2 separate regions of the Homo sapiens genome follow, and region 2 is linked to region 1. Evidence: chromatin loops called from intact Hi-C (ENCODE). Cell type or tissue: gastrocnemius medialis. All regions are shown on one strand. Links, peaks and the distances in the headings refer to the core of each region. The heading gives the core; the rest is flanking DNA. Region 1 holds the start of ANKRD23 (ankyrin repeat domain 23). Region 2 overlaps CNNM4 (cyclin and CBS domain divalent metal cation transport mediator 4).

Evidence for each region. A loop is a pair of places that touch in the nucleus more often than their neighbours do. Peaks named below come from ENCODE experiments on the same cell type or tissue, not always from the same donor. Only the 100,000 strongest peaks of a DNase experiment are listed, where the experiment ranks them.
Region 2: it touches region 1 in a loop (4-fold over the local background); 17 of 110 quality-filtered maps call a loop at or near these places.

The regions. Positions count from the first base shown.
Region 1 is chr2:96,838,434-96,846,750 of GRCh38, reverse strand. ANKRD23 (ankyrin repeat domain 23) reads left to right here and starts at 2,730. Exons shown (of 9, transcript NM_144994.8): 1 at 2,730-2,785; 2 at 4,240-4,386; 3 at 4,566-4,691; 4 at 5,839-5,964; 5 at 6,237-6,335; 6 at 6,421-6,519; 7 at 6,656-6,754; 8 at 6,926-7,024; 9 at 7,107-8,317. The coding sequence starts at 2,759. The coding sequence ends at 7,202. RefSeq lists silencers at 1,350-1,539, 6,876-6,975, 7,116-7,175 and enhancers at 4,678-5,283, 8,315-8,317. In gastrocnemius medialis, for the core only: no CTCF peak of the experiment used is centred there; DNase peaks (open chromatin) are centred at 1,996, 2,660, 4,020, 5,447 and 2 weaker places; H3K4me3 peaks cover 3,880 bases; H3K27ac peaks cover 7,650 bases.
Region 2 is chr2:96,765,383-96,773,699 of GRCh38, reverse strand. All of the region lies in intron 1 of CNNM4 (cyclin and CBS domain divalent metal cation transport mediator 4), which reads right to left. Among named protein-coding and RNA genes, the nearest start is that of CNNM4, 8.6 kb to the right of the region's middle. RefSeq lists enhancers at 375-504, 3,329-4,263. In gastrocnemius medialis, for the core only: no CTCF peak of the experiment used is centred there; DNase peaks (open chromatin) are centred at 3,005 and 3,659; H3K27ac peaks cover 3,323 bases.

The DNA of each region.
Region 1 (8,317 bases), core at 120-8,119:
CACTTTGGGAGGCCGAGGTGGGAGGATCACCTAAGGTCAGGAGTTCGAGACCATCCTGGCTAACACAGTAAAACCCTGTCTCTACTAAAAATACAAAAATTAGCCGTATGTGGTGGCAGGTGCCTCTAATCCCAGCTACTCTGGAGGCTGAGGCAGGGGAATCGCTTGAACCCGGGAGGTGGAGGTTGCAGTGAGCCGAGATCGCGCCATTGCATTCCAGCCTGGGCAACAGAGTGAGACCCTGTCTCAAAAGAAAAGAAAAACGTGGATGTGCATCCACAAAATGCACAGAGCAGAAGCAGGAGGGTGGCTGTTAAACTGCCAGCCATGGTTTCTCCTGGGCCACGTGGCAAGAGAGGTAGTCAAGGAGGTCCTGAGCCTTCTGTTTATGTTTGAACTTTTAATAAGGAATCTTTTTTCCTTTCTTGCTCAACACACTGTTTCTGGCTTGATTTTTTTTTTTAAGTCAGAGTTAATACCAGTCATATGAGACAACTAATGGGTTTTCTATTGAGAACTTCCCTGAAGCCTGGGGGTGCAAAACGCCGCTCCTCCAGTGCCACGTGCTGAGGGGTGTTTGTGAGTTGGAGTGGACAGTGGTGGCCAGTCTTACTTTTTCTTGTTTCTTTGCACTCATTTTATTTTTTTTTTTTTTGAGACCGAGTCCCGCTCTGTCATCGGGCTGGAGTGCAGTGGTGCGATTTTGGCTCACCACAACCTCTACCTCCAGGGATCAAGTGATTCTTGTGCCTCAGCCTCCCAAGTAGCTGGGACTACAGGTGCCTGGCTAATTTTTATATTTTTAGTAGAGACGGGGTTTCACCATGTTGGCCAGGCTGGTCTCGAACTCTTGACCTCAGGTGATCTGCCCACCTCAGCCTCCCAAAGTACTGGGATTACAGGTGTGAGCCACCACGCCCGGCCCCTTTGCCCTCATTTTAGATGACTCTTTCCCTCCTCATAACCAAAAGCAAGGAACAGGCTGGGTGTCACCTGAGGTCAGGAGTTTGAGACCAGCTTGACCAACATGGAGAAGCCCCATCTCTACTAAAAATACAAAATTAGCCAGGGTGATGGCACGTGCCTGTAACCCCAGCTACTCGGGAGGCTGAGGCAGGAGAATCACTTGAACCGGGGAGGTGGAGGTTGCGGTGAGCCAAGATCGCGCCATTGCACTCCAGCCTGGGCACCAAGAGTGAAACTCCATCTCAAAAAGAAAAAAAAAAAAAAAAGCAAGGAACACCTTTGTCTGAAAAAAGCACCCTAAATTTAGCCTAAGAACTAAGTTTTCAGCTGGGCGCGATAGCACAAGCCTGTAATCCCAGCACTCTGGGAGGCTGAGGCGGGTGAATCACAAGGTCAGGAGTTCAGGACCAGCCTGGCCAACATGGTGAAACACCGTCTCTACTAAAAATATAAAAAATTAGCTGGGCATAGTGGCAGGTGCCTGTAATCCCAGCTACTCGGGAGGCTGAGGCAGGAGAATTGCTTGAACCCGGGAGGTGGAGGTTGCAGTGAGCTGAGATCGCGCCACTGCACTCTAGCCCAGGCCACAGAGCGAGATTCCGTCTCAAAAAATTAAAAAAAAAAAGAAAACTTTTTTTTTTTTTTTTTTTTAGACGGAGTCTCACTGTTGCCGGGCCAAGAACTGAGTTTTCTAAGAAAGCTCTGCCTTTTCCTGAGTTCTCTGAAAATGTGGAAGCCCTTCCAAGAGGCCAGTTCTTTGGGAGCTGGGGAGCCATCTGGGGCCTGTGGCCATCCTTGGCCACAGTTCTCCCTCCTTGTACCCTGGTCATGTCTTCTCAGGTTGCTCCGATTTTGGGGTCTTATTTACTGGCTGATTTCCTTGCAAAGGCCAAGGCGGAGTTCAAGGTTCAGCTGGGTGAAGGGCATGCCTGGCTTCCTGAGAATTAGGAAGGGTGACTGATGGCTTGAGACACATTGCTCTGCGGCTGGATTTCATGGTTACTATTCCATCCCGGGACCTGACGCGGATCAGTCTCCCCTTTCCTGTGGCTGGAGGGGCACACTCCGTCCCTGGAGAGCGTCTGGTAGGGGCTTGTAGAGGGGCGGGGAGGACTTCCAGAGGCCCGAGGACAGGCGCCAGGCTTGGCTTCGGGGCTGGGGCAGCTGCCATGTGCTCTCAGAGCACTGAGGGAGGAGCGGGGGAGCCCGGGGGCGAGAAACCCACAGCACAGGGAAGGGAAGGGCAGCCTTGAAACTGCAAGTTGGGAGATCACGGTTTCCTCACGTGGCCACCATGAGGGCTGAGGCTGTAGGCTGGCCGCTCCTGCCCCTCCCGACCACCCCCTCAGGCTTCCAGCCTCCTTGCTCAGCCACCTAGGCTGGGCTTTCAGGTTCACAGGCAGCCGGCCCTACAACATGGAGGCCCAGGCTGGGCTTTCTTCAGGAGTGGCATCTAAACTTAGGAGAGGGGAACACGTTTCACCCGAATCTGGGCTAGCAGTGTGTTGGTTAAATGGCCCCTGAGTAGGTGTGGGGCATGGCAGAGGTGCAGGAGTGGGTGTCCGAGGATGCAGCCAACTCATCTCCAAACAGCTCCTTTTCTTTTCCCCAGTGGGCTGCATTCCCAGACTGGTATTTTAGTTGGTGTGACAGAGTCCCAGAGTCATCTGGCCCAGGGGCTTGCACCTGCGCCAGTCCTTCCCTGTCCACCCCTGCCCGTCTCCAGGCGCTCCTATAAAGGGCTGAGCAGTTCAGCTCTTCTCACTGGGGGGTGTGAGGAACAGGGGGGACCATGGACTTCATCAGCATTCAGCAGTTGGTAAGGATGTGGGACGGAGGTGGGAGGCACCCTGGGACCGGCTTGATAGGAGGAGGCTGGCTAGAGAGGGCTGGCAGCTTCTTTCTGTGGTGTGAGGGTCAAGTCTTAGGTGCAGGGAAGCATGCAGTTCTTTTATAAAAATCTGTATTTTTTGAAACGGAGTCTTGCTGTGTTGCCCAGCCTGGCCTTGAAGTCCCACGCTCAAGTGATCCTCCCACCTGGGCCTCCCAAGTAGCTGGGACTCCAGGCGTGTACCCCCACACCCGGCTGAGCGTGCGGTTCTTTCTGGTGTGTCTGCTCGGTTCTCATGTGAGGTGGTGAGGGGGTTAGGGAGCAAGAGAGGGAAGTCGAATGGGAAAGAAGACATGAAAATCCTTGAGTTCAGTGAGTTTTGCCCTGGATAGTGATGGTGAAAGAGGAACAGGAAATGGCAGGTTACTTTGGAAGATGCAAGTGTGGCTGTGGTGGTTGTAGTTCAGCTTAAGCACCATGATAGTTGTTGCTCTGGAAATGGCCAGAGGTCCTGGCTGCCTTGGGGATAGGGAAGGGTGCTCTTTCGCTCCCTGGGCAGTGAGGGAAACAGTGACTCTTAGGGATGTCGGTTTGAGTGACGAGGGGCCTGGAGGGTGTGAGGCCCAGCAAGCCCATCTGTGGGCTGCTGGCCCCAGCCTGGTGCAGCCTCTGGCGGGAGGCAAATGGCAGGGAGGTGTTAGGTTGCTAGAGTTCTTTAGAAGGAATATGGTTCTACCTGACTAGAAAGTCCTAGGATCTGTTACCCTATCATTCCACCCTGTTCTTTCCCCACAACAGGCTGATTCCTCAGTGCTCCCCAGCTCCTGAACTCCTGAGGTGGGGCCCGGTGGGAGGAAGCATGGGTGTTTGCTACGGAGGCTTTGCCCCAGGCACAGGTCCCAATAACTCATAACCTTCACAACTCCTTTAGGCAATTGCCTTAAGTGTTTGAGCTTAAATGTAGCTTCAAAAGGAGCCGAGAACTGAACCCAGGCATTTAGAATTTTACCCCGGGGGGACTTCTCTGTCCCTCTGAGCTTGGAGTCAGGTGGCAGTCAGTATGATCTGGTAGGAATCTTAACAACATGGGGGAAGCTAAGGTGTCATCTGCCCTGAGGCTACCTGGGCAAATGCCCAGCAGTATAAATAGGTTGTGGCCTCATGTCCCCCCAGCTGTGTTCCTGCTGACAGGAGCAGGGTAGGCGGGGATCCGTTGTCCCCCTGGGTGTCAGCTGATGACACAGTTGCGGAGCCTGCAGCACCCACAGGGTGAGGGAGCTTGCCAGCACTCTGGACTGCAGGAGCTTTGAGGCCGGCTCCCATCCCGGGCACCAGCCTTGTGACATCTGCCCTTATAAGACAGCTCCCTGCTACTCCACAGCTCTGTTTTCTAAGGGTTCCTCCAATTTTCCCAACTCAGTACTCATATCCTGTTCCTACAGGTAAGTGGAGAAAGAGTTGAAGGGAAAGTGTTGGGATTTGGACATGGAGTTCCTGACCCTGGAGCCTGGCCTAGTGACTGGAGGAGGGGCCCCCAAGAGGCTGTGGCCCGGGAGAAGCTGAAATTGGAAGAAGAGAAGAAGAAGAAAGTGAGAGAGGGGCGGGGGCCGGGGTTGGGGGCAGTGGCTAATCCCTGAGGCCGGCTGAGCAGTGAGGCCTGGAGGGACTCTGGTGGGGCAGCCTGAGCAGCTGGTGTCTCCTGTCGGCAGGGCAGAGAGATCTCTTGACCAGCGGCTGATGGCTGGCATGGTCTTGTCTTCTGCCCCAGCTTGAAAGATTTAACAGTACCAGATTTAATCTGGATAACCTGGCTGACTTGGAAAACTTGGTTCAAAGACGGAAAAAGCGACTGAGACACAGAGTCCCCCCCAGGAAACCTGAGCCCCTGGTTAAGGTGAGTGGGAGGTCGGGGTTAGGGCAGTGCACACACCAGGGCTCCAGTTCCAGAGGAAGGGCTTGGGGCAGAGTGGGCACTGCAGGCCAGGACCACACAGCCAGTGCCTGGGGAGCCCATTAAATCCACTCCAGAGCCCCCGCGGATGTGTCCGCCAGGGCTGCCATAACAAAGTCCCACAGCCTGGACAGCCTCAACAGCAGGCATGTGTCACCTCGCTGTCCTGGGGGCTGGAAGGCTAACAGGAAGGTGTTGGCGAGGCTGGTTCCCTCTGAGGGTGGTGAGGGAGAATCCCTTCATGCCTCTCCGGCTTCTGGTGGATGCTGGTGATCTTTGGCGTTCCTTGGCTTGTAGATGTATCACCCAACTATTGCCTTCATGTTTGCTGGGCGTTCTGCCTGTGTGCATGCCTGTGTCCATGTGTCTCCCCCAACTTTTTTTTTTTTTTTTTTTTTTTTTTTGAGACGGAGTCTCGCTCTGTTGCCCAGGCTGGAGAGCAGTGGCACGATCTCGGATTACTGCAAGCTCTGCCTCCCGGGTTCATGCCATTCTCCTGCCTCAGCCTCCCGAGTAGCTGGGACCACAGGCACCCGCCACCACGCCCGGCTAATTTTTTTTTGTATTTTTAGTAGAGATGGGGTTTCACCGTGTTAGCCAGGATGGTCTCAATCTCCTGTCCTTGTGGTCTGCCCGCCTCAGCCTCCCAAAGTGCTGGGATTACAGGCATGAGCCACCGCATCCGGCCCACGTGTCCCCTTTCATAAGGACATCAGTCACATTGGATTAGAGCCCACTTTAACACAAGTCATATTGGTGAGGGGCCCACCATACGCCGGTGTGACCTCATCTTAACTAATTACATCCTCAGTGACTCTGTTTCCAAATAAGGTCACATTCTGAGGTACCTGGGGTTAGTACTTCATACGAATCTTGGGGAGATACAAGTCAATCCATAACACACACGCTCACACACACACAGTCTATTCAATCTCCTGGCGTGGGATTAGAATAAGAAACTGCATTAGTACGAGCCAGCAGTGTTCCTTGGTGGGCTGCATGGGACCCGTGGGCCAGACTGGTGAAGCTGTGACATCTTGGGCACCTGCGGCCTTCGGGAGTGATTTGGTCTTGTCTTCAACTGAACCAGCCGCAGTCCCAGGCCCAGGTGGAGCCTGTGGGCCTGGAGATGTTCCTGAAGGCAGCTGCTGAGAACCAGGAGTACCTGATTGACAAGTACTTGACAGACGGAGGGGACCCCAATGCCCATGACAAGGTAGCACAGGTTGGGTGAGTCGGCTGGCAGCAGCTGCAGCTGCAGGAGCGCTGCCTTCAGTGTGTTCAAGTCCTGGCCTAGGAGGCTGCAGGGATTTTCACTCTTATGGGCATGAATCCAGTGGCACCTGCAGACGGAGGAGAGGGAGCGGCCCATCGCGTGGTGGGGGAAGTGGCAATTCCATTCAGGGACCTGGCCCTGGGAAGGGGACCGCGTGGGGTCTCTAGGGGTGGCTGCACTCCCTCTGCCTAATCTTCCATCTCTGCCCTCAGCTCCACCGCACCGCCTTGCACTGGGCCTGTCTGAAGGGTCACAGCCAGCTGGTGAACAAGCTGCTGGTGGCAGGTGCCACAGTGGACGCGCGAGACTTGGTGAGGATGGGGAAAGGCCCAGCCTCTGGTCGACGCCCAGCTTCACATCCCAGCAGCTGAGTGCTTGGGTGCTTTTGTTTTGCAGCTGGACAGGACACCTGTGTTCTGGGCCTGCCGCGGAGGACATCTGGTCATCCTCAAACAGCTGCTTAACCAGGGAGCCCGGGTCAATGCCCGGGACAAGGTGAGGGGCACGGTGCTTTGGGGGCCTGTCGGGAACACGGGAGCAGACGCTGTTCCTGGAGAAGAGAGCACGTAGTCCCATGGGTTAGGGAGGCCTCACCAATCCAGACCCAGCACTGACCCCCACTTGCTCTCAGATCGGGAGCACCCCCCTGCACGTGGCAGTGCGCACCCGGCACCCCGACTGCCTGGAGCACCTCATCGAGTGTGGCGCCCACCTGAACGCACAGGATAAGGTAAGGCAGGCGCTTGGTCTTTTCCGGCTCGGACAGCTCCAGAGGAGCAGGGACTGAGGAGCCCCAGCCAGGACCAGAGGTGCTGTCTGCTCGGTGACAGCAGCCCTGACCTTCCTGCATGAGGAGGGCAGCACGCGGAGGCAGAAGCTTGACTGCCTGCGTTCTCAGCAGGAAGGGGACACGGCTCTGCACGAGGCCGTGCGGCACGGCAGCTACAAAGCCATGAAGCTACTGCTGCTCTATGGGGCCGAGCTGGGGGTGCGGAACGCGGTGAGTGTGGGCGCAGCCCTGGCTCCTGACCCGAGGGCGGGTGGAGCGCCTGCAAGGGACTGACCCACACCGTTGCTCCCAGGCCTCCGTGACCCCGGTGCAGCTGGCTCGAGACTGGCAGCGCGGCATCCGGGAGGCCCTGCAGGCCCACGTGGCGCATCCCCGCACCCGGTGCTGACCGCAGCACCGCCCCCCGCCGCGCCTTTCGCACTGCCACCATTCCATCCTGTGCCCCGCCCCCGCGTCTGCACCTCTGTGGTTCCTGCCCTCAGCCCTGGTTCCTCCCTCTCTGGCCTGTGCCGCCTCAGCAGCCCTGGCAGAACTGAAGAGCGGCACCGGGCCCAGCAGGCAAAGAGAGAGGCCTCCCTGGCTTCGAGTGTCAGGGGAGCCGCGTTCCCTCCCAGGGCTGGAGCAGAGGACCACAAGGCAGCAGAAAGCGCGGGTCCAGATGAGGGCCAGGAAGGGGAGGAGAGTGAGGGCCAAGAACGAGCCTTAAGGGAGCAGTCCCAAGCTGGAGCCACCCAGGGCTGGGTCTGGGAGTCCTCAGTGTCCACTTGTCCCAGGTTAGGGGGCTTGCCTTGCTCTCTCCAGGGCCAGTCTGTGTGTGTGGGGACTCAGCCCGTGGCCGGCAGATGCCATCCAGGATGTACAAGGTGCAGCCAAGGCAGGCCATGCAGGGGCCGGGCCTGTCTGCAGCTGGTGGATGCCTGTGGGCATGGCTTTCTCTGGGGACCCCATTCCTGTCAGTAGCAACCCTGGCAGTGTCCGGAGCGGCTCTAGACAACTTTGGTCATAGGAACTCTGGAGGTGGGTTCTGGTCATCTGAGGTGGCTACTCAACAGGTTTGAGGCCCCACAGCAACAGAAGTCCAGGACCCACTAGGTTGCCTCAGAAGCCCTAAGACTGATGAGCTGGAGCGCGCATTTGAGAGAAGCCTCGCACCCACTGTGTACTGGCCCCGCTCAGGCCGGCCTGGCACACCGTTGCCTGCTGGCGGCTCTCATGGGGAAGCGCCTGGGCACTGGGGATTGCTTGTGGCCCACTCAACTCTTGGGGCAGTGGCCCGTAACCCTAGTTTGCCTGAGGCCCTTATGTCCCCTTATGTTCCTGGTACTGGAGCTTGAGCTCTTGCCTGGAACGCTGCAGCTGCACCCACCCTGCTTGATCCCACCTGGGAGGCCAGGACACTGAGGAGCTCTGAACCCAGCCCACAGGGAAGCAGAGGAAGGTGAGCCCCCGCCGCCCCCCAGCCCTTCCCATCCCTTCCCTGCTCCCTGGTGGTCTAAGGACCCA
Region 2 (8,317 bases), core at 14-8,013, 73 kb after region 1:
AGCTAATTTTTGTACTTTTAGTAGAGACAGCATTTCACCATGTTGGCCAGGCTGGTCTCAAACTCCTGACCTCAGGTGGTCTGTCCACCTCGACCTCCCAAAGTGCTGGGATTACAGCCATGAGCCACCGCGCCTTGCCATTTCATTTAATTTTAAATTTTTGTGGGTACATGGTAGGTGTCAGTGTATTTATAATTCCAAAAATGACACCACCCTGAACAGCAGGGCAGCCTGCCAACGGAGACAGTGTATGAGAACTGCTGTGGCCACAGGTTGGCATCAGTGTCAACTGGGGCACCTTTGGATAATAGCAATAATAATTTTAAAAATAACTAATATTTACAGCATGATTACGCAGTGCCGGGCACAGGGCTCGGCACCTTGCACGCCTTACCTCACTTAGTCCTCACCATGAGGTCTGAGGGGGACACAGTCTTCAATGTGGATGACCAGATCACTAGCAGCTGAAGAGAAAGTCACTATTTTGAGCATTTCATGAAATAAATCACACTGTACAAGCATTTACTAATTTTTGAAACTGACTTCTAACTCTTGGGAAAGTTTCATGAGAAATAGGTTTCGGTTTAAGGCAGGACTCCTGGTGACAGTCCATGTATGCATAAATGTGGGCGTTTGCGAGCCTGTGTGTGCACATGGGGGGTTAGCAGGTGGGTGTGAACATGTGTGAGTGGCCCTGCCTGTGCATCTGGGAGGTAGGAGTGTGTGTGTGTGCAAGTGTGTGAGAGCACCTGCCTGTGCCTTTGTGGGGGGTATGAGTGTGTGTGTGCGTGCATGGGTGAGAGCGAGCCTGCCTGTGCCTTTGTGGGGAGTATGAGTGTGGGTGTGTGAGCATGGGTGGGAGTGAGCCTGCCTGTGCCTATGTGCGGGTATGAGTGTGTGTGTGTGTGCGCATGTGTGTGTGAGCGCCTGCCTGTGCCTATGTGGGGGTATGAGTGTGTGTGTGTGTGTGCACGCATGTGTGTGTGAGCGCCTGCCTGTGCCTATGTGGGGGTATGAGTGTGTGTGTGTGTGTGCACGCATGTGTGTGTGAGCGCCTGCCTGTGCCTATGTGGGGGTATGAGTGTGTGTGCGCATGTGTGAGTGAGCGCCTGCCTGTACCTATGTGGGGGTATGAGTGTGTATGTGTGTGCACGCATGTGTGTGTGAGTGCCTGCCTGTGCCTTTGTGGGGGGTATGAGTGTGTGTGTGCGTGCATGGGTGAGAGCGAGCCTGCCTGTGCCTATGTGGGGGTATGAGTGTGTGTGCGCATGTGTGTGTGAGCGCCTGCCTGTGCCTACGTGGGGGGCATGAGTGTGTGTGCGCACGTGTGTGTGAGCACCTGCCTGTGCCTATGTGAGGGGTATGAGTGTGTGTGCGCACGGGTGGGAGTAGAGCCTGCCTGTGCCTATGTGGGGGTATGAGTGTGTGTGCGCGCATGGGGTGTGTAAGCGCCTGCCTGTGCCTTTGTGGGGGTATGAGTGTGTGTGTGAGCATAGGTGGGAGTAAGCCTGCCTGTGCCTATGTGGGGTATGAGTGTGGGTGTGCACATGTGTGGGAGTGGCCCTACCTGGGGTAGGGGAGGGATCCTCCTTGCACTGAGGCTCCAGGCTGCCTCCTGGCCAGAGACCAGGCGTTCCAGAGAGCCTGGGAAACCAGTCCTGCAACAACCCTACCCCTTCACAGTAAATCAGCCCTGCAGCATGGAAGCAATTCTGATCGTAACCTCTGGGGAATGCTCCAGCAACACCAAGTTTAACCCCCAGCAAAACAAACTAGCAGCTGTACACCCAGCCTCTGGGCTCACCTTCCCGCAGAGGCGCACAGCACTGCCCAGCCCTTGTCCTGGTGCAGATTCTCTGAGAGACTCCGAAAGGATGATGGGGATAAGGATTTAATTTCTTATCAGCAGGGAATCTGAAGAACCCATCTAAACTGTGTTCCAAAAAGCAAGGATTTCTTTCTTTTTTCTTTCTTTTTTTTTTTTTTGAGATGGAGTGTGGCTCTGTCGCCCAGGCTGGAGTGCAGTGGCACGATCTTGGCTCACTGTAACCTCCACCTACCGGGTTCAAGCAATTCTCCTGCCTCAGCCTCCCAAGTAGTTGGGATTACAGGCATGCACCACCACGACCGGCTAAAATTTTTTGTATTTGTCTAAAAAGTAGAGACAGGGTTTCACCATGTTGGCCAGGCTGGTCTTGAACTCCTGACCTCAGGTGATCCACCCGCCTCGGCCTCCCAAAGTACTGGGATTATAGGTGTGAACCACTGCATCCAGCCATGCTGTTTGTTATAAGGTTTTTGTTTTGTTTTGTTTTTAATAGAGACAAGTTCCAGCAATGAGATGTATCTCTTTTATGGCTACGGAAAAATAATAAACACTAATAACAAAATAAAAAAAAAAAAAAAGAAAATCATCTAACAGTGGAATAAGCACAGAAGTAAGGAGTCCAGGCTCTAGCCTACGACATAAGCCAGGGGCCCTTTATGGAGCTTCTGACCCTCTCCACGACAGTACATTCTGGTGAGAGGAGAGGGGTAAGCGAGGCGCAGGGCAGGCGTGGCAGCAGACACAGGGGCTGAGAGCTGTAGTGCAGCAGGTTGGAGCAAATGGCAGCTACCGGCCAGACAGCTGCTTCCCACCCCCTCAGCCGAGGGCCAGCCGGGTACCTCTGGAAATTCTAGCACCTTCACACATCTCAGAGTCAGTTCTGCTAAGGAGTTCCAAGAATCCCTAAGACCACAGGAAGGCTTTGAGACAGCCTGTCCATCCCCCACGGGCTGGGGAGAAGGAACCAGGAGGCTCTGCGAAAATCAGTCACCAAGGCAGCGACAGAGGCCTGGCCCAGGCTGCCTTTCCATACACACTCTCCATGGCTGCGCGGCCTTTCAGGAGCCAGCGCTCAGTGCAGGACAACCATGCTGGCCCCTGCCCTCAAGGAGACTGGAGGCCTGTAGTAGCGACTCCTTCAGAGGGGCCAGGCTTCCTTCCCCTCAAAGATGTCCTTGCTGTTCAGTCAACCAGGTTCATGTGGGAGGGGTGCAGAGAGAAGGCACCCAGGGATCCGCACCGCCAAGTCCGTCTAGAAAAGGAGGGGAAGCAGCCCGGGAGGCCTGAGCCACACCCCCAAAGCTGCTGCGAAGGACGGTGAGGCTCACCTCTCAGCCTTCGGGTCTTGTCCAAGCTCTCCCAGGGCAACACGTACCAGAGTGGAAAACGCCATGTCTACCCGCCCTAGCAAATTCCGCTGAAATGTCTTCCCAGACTTTTACTTACGAGACAGGCCTCCCCTTCCCAAGGGCCCCCTGCTGATCCTGTAGGGCCATTCCCTGATGTTGTGCTCCTGTGTATTCACCCATTTTCAAGGTTAAACATCTGCTCGGTGCTTCCCGTCCTGACCAGAGGTGAGCAGAAAAACACTGGAGCGGGATTTCCTAGTTAAAAATACGAGACCTTTGAAAAGTAAACACCAGAATAACTAAGAACCTATCAGGGCCTCGATGCACAGCATTGCCTTCCATTGCACAAACAAGAGCTCTGAGAAGAGAACTGTCAAGTGAAGACACGTGAGTGTCCTCTCAGTGCTGGCTCCTCTTTGGGAACCCGCCCATAGGCTGCATGGGGCCAGCCAGGAAGGAGGTGCAGCTGCCCACTGGCTGGCACGCACCAGGCCCCTCCACGTGCTCATGTTCCCTTCCCACAGCACTGCACTAAAGGGAAAGTGAGAAGGAGCCTGGCCACAGCTCTGTCAGCTGTCCCTGCTGGGACCTCTGCCTGCACCCGGAGTATTAACCAGCTCCTGTCACTCTCAGATACACCTGCCCCCAGGCAGCTTCTTGAGATCAAATCACCATATTGAGGCTATTACCAGGCAGGGCTGACGGAGAACCGGTGCAAAGCTGCCTTCGGGCACCACTTGTCCGAGGCTGCTCTCGCTGGGCACCCCACAGCCTAAGGTCCCATCCCACAGTCTGTGCATGGTCTTCACCCCATCTGACCCTCCAAGGAGGCTCCCGAATAGCGTGCCCCCTTGGTTCTCTTCGTCTCCATCAAGGAGTCGCCTCAGCCTGGCTTTTACACACTGACACCCCCTGCACTGTCCTTTCCTCTCTCACACATTCTTTTTTTTTTTTTTTTTGAGACAGAGTCTCACTCTGTCACCCAGGCTGGAGTGCAATGGCGCGATCTCGGCTCACTGCAACCTCCGCCTCCCGATTCAAGCTATTCTCCTGCCTCAGCCTCCGCAGTAGCTGGGATTACAGGCACCCACCACCACGCCTAATTTTTGTATTTTTAGTAGAGACGGGGTTTCACCATGTTGGTCAGGCTGGTCTTGAACTCCTGACCTCAGGTGATCCACCTGCCTCAGCCTCCCAAAGTGCTGGGATTACAAAGCCACTGTGCCCAGCAGCTCTCCATTCTGCCTGCTCTTGGCCGACTCCTTTTTTATTGAGACGGAGTCTCGCTCTGTTGCCCAGGCTGGAGTGCAGTGGCGCGATCTCGGCTCACTGCAAGCTCCACCTCCCGGGTTCACACCATTCTCCTGCCTCAGCCTCCCGAGTAGCTGGGACTACAGGCGCCCACCACCACACCCAGCTAATTTTTTGTATTTTTAGTAGAGACAGGGTTTTACCGTGTTAGCCAGGATGGTCTCGATCTCCTGACCTCATGATCCGCCCGCCTCGGCCTCCCAAAGTGCTGGGATTACAGGCGTAAGCCACCGCACCCGGCCTCTTGGCTGACTCTTAAACCTTTTAGCGTTGTCCTGGCCTTGCTCCTCAGCCTCACGTGGGCATTTTCCCCTGCATGCCTGCCTAGATGTTACTGCACACTGGTGTGGTCCAGGGCCAGCAGCATGGGCATCATCTGAGAACCTGTCAGAAATGCAGACTCTCGGGCCACACCCAGACCCACTGAGTTCAAGTCTGCATTTCAACAAAATGTCCAGGCAGTCGAGTGTGAGAAGCTCCAGTGTAAACAATGCTGGGCACGGAGAAGGAGCTCAGCAACGGGTCACACCATTATTATGACCACCACTTACCTCCCTCTGCCCTCACTAAACTGTCTCTTCGTCCCCCTTTCCCGATTGCAGTTAAATGACATAATCAACCTGAATCCCAAGCTAGAAACCTCAGACTTTCACAACTACTTCCGGGCCCTGACTCCCAGATCTCCACAAGGATCAACGAGTCTAGTTACTCTCACTTCAGAAGCATCTCACAGGCCTGCCCTCCCTCAGCCCCACGGCACCCTATCTGTGAGCTCTGTGCAGCTAGGCGTTGTTCACGTGTCTCTCTCCTTGGTAGACTGTGAGTTCTGTGAACAGGGCAGTTTTATTCATCTCTGATTCCCAACAGCCTGCACAGTGTCTGACACAGAGGCTTCAAAACGGTCACTGTTGGTTGAACAAATGGATGAATAAGCAGGTGCGGATGGGAGGGTGGGGTGTGGAGGATAAGTTACTTAAGGTGTGTCAGATAAGAGGAACCAAAAGTGAATGCAAAAATCATGCAGTGTTTTTTCTCAACTTCATAAAGTTGTTGCGGGAATAAAATTAAGTCAGTGGGAAAATCTGACACAGCCTAGATGAAAATATGGGTGTTTTGTTGTTGTTGTTGTTTCGTTTTGTTTTGTTTTTTGAGACAGAGTCTTGCTCTATCGCCCAGGCTGGAGTGCAGTGGTGCAATCTCAGCTCACTGCAACCTCCGTTCAAGCGATTCTCCTGCCTCAGCCACCCCAGTAGCTGGGATTATAGGCATGTGCCATCATACCCAGCTAATTTTTGCATTTTTTTAGTAAAGATGGGGTTTTGCCATGTTGGCCAGGCTGGTCTCGAACTCCTAGCCTCAAGTGACCCACCCAAAGAGCTCCCAAAGTGCTAGGATTACAGGCGTGAGCCACAGCCAGGAGGATTTTTTTAATGAAAATATTTCTAGCTTTTCCCCACCAATTTATACTGCACTACCTTGCTGAGAGGAGGAGTAACAGGTCCAAGGCCACCTCACAGGTCAGTGACCAGGCTGGCTGGAGTTACACCCAGGTCTATACAGGGTCTAGGTGGTTATAAGGTGGGTGGGGAAAGATAAGGTGTTTAAAGATGAGCTAAGTACCTGGGAGGGAAGGAGTGTCCCAGAGGGTGAGGCACAGCTAGAAGCTGGAAGGTGGGCTGCAAGGGGGGTGCAGAGCTCTGCCCTCTTCCTTCATTACTTAGCTTCAGGGTCTGGGAGAGTGGTGAAGGCAAAACACAAACTGGGGCAGGAGGAGCTGGAGGTGGCTTTGTTCTGAGATTCCAAGGTGGACAAACCCACCCACAACACCCAGTACTGCAAACAGTTCCAGGCGAGGTTTAAGCGGAAGGGCCAAGGTTCAAATCACAGGAGACTCTCAGGCCTGAGGGCTTGTCTCACCAACTCGATGATCTTACTCCTGTGGTCCTGCATCACCTAGCATCACGTCTTGCACGCAGCATGGGGTTCCACAGATATCTGGCACTAACTGCCGTGAGCTGGGAGACAGAAGTGCTGCAAGGCTGTACCCCTGCCTTACTCCTAGGGACACTCGGCCCCTACCTCTGCATCGATGCCCCTAGCCCGTCTCTAAGTGTGTAGGAGCACATTCATGACTCATCTAATGAGGGAAGCTGTGTAAACCCCCAGTGGCCAAAGACCACTTACTGGTGGGGAAACTGAGGCACATGGAGAGGAACCATGCATCACACTCAAGGCCCCAAACTCTACTTCTCAGTCCCTGACATGTCATCCCAGGCACTCCTCCTGTCTGTCCTGTGTGGCTGGAACTCTGAACCCGGTAAGTGCACAACACCCATTTTTCTTTGCACTCATCAGCTCCTCAGAATTCTAACACTATTAAAATGGGAATGATCCTCTGCCAAAACAGACAGGTATTCATTCACTCACTTACTCACTCAGTGCCATGGATGGAGGCCTTACTATGTGCCAAGAGCCATTCTAGGGGCTAGAGATACATTGATGAGCAAAACAAAGAGACCTGCCCTTTGAAACTTATATGCCAGTGGGAGGAGACAGACAGTAGACAACACAGTAAATCAGCAAATTACATAGATGCTAGAGAGCAATGTGTGCTACGAGAAGAGAAGAAATCGGCACAGGGCAGGGGAGATTAGGAAGTTGGGGTGGGATGGTGGGTGCAGTTTTAAACAAGGTGGCAAGAAGGCCCCACTGAGAGGTGACCTGGGAAGACAGTGAGCCATGCTGACTTCTGGAGAAGAATATTCCAGCCCAAGGAAACAACCAGGGCAAAGGCCCCATGGTGGGAGCATCCTGGTGTGTTTAAGAACAGCAAAAAGGGCCAGGCACGGTGGCTCACACCTGTAATCCCAGCACTTTGGGAGGCCGAGGTGGGCAGATCGCTTGAGGTCAGGAGTTCAAGACTAGCCTAGCTAACATGGTGAAACCCCATCTCTACTAAAAATACAAAAATCAGCCAGATGTGGTAGCATGCACCTGTAATCCCTGTTACTTGGGAGGCTGAGGCACAAGAATAGCTTGAACCTGGGAGGTGGAGGTTGCAGTGAGCCGAGATCATGCCAGAGTGAAACTCTGTCTCAAAAAAAAAAAAAAGAAAAGAAAAAAAAAAAGGCCAGGTGTGGTGGCTCACACCTGTAATCCCAGCACTTTGGGAGGCTGAGGTGGGTGGATCACCTGAGGTCAGGAGTTCGCAACCAGCCTGGCCAACATGGTGAAACCCCATCTCTACTAAAAATACAAAAAATAGCCGGGCGTGGTGGCGGGCGCCTGTAATCCCAGCTACTCGGGAGGCTGAGACAGGAGAATCGGAGGTGGAGGTTGCAGTGAGCCGAGATGGTGCCATTGCACTCCAGCCGGGGCAATGAGAGCGAAACTCCGTCTCAAAAAAAAAAAAAAGAAAGAAAGAAAGAAAGAAAAAAAGAACAGCAAAAAGGCCAGTGGGGCTTGCCAGAGAGTCATCCATTGTTCATTCATTTGTCCAACACTTACTGGAGACCCGTCTCTTTACCAAGCACTGAGTGGTGAAAACACTAAGAAGGCATGGCCTCTACCCTCAAGGAGCTTATAATGCTGGAAAGGGGAAAGAAAGAATACAAAGGCCCTAAAAGAGGATTACTTGTGGGGCAGAAGGACTCTGGCAAAGCTAGGCTCAGGACCCTCACCCAACCTGGGGTGGAGGAGGGTCCAGGACAGACCCTCAGAGAGAGATGCTGGGCTAGACAGTTGCCCCAGCTCTGACTCTGGTGCTGTTAACAATGCCAGCTGAAAGGCTGGGCAGGGTGGCTCACACCGGTAATCCCAGCACTTTGGG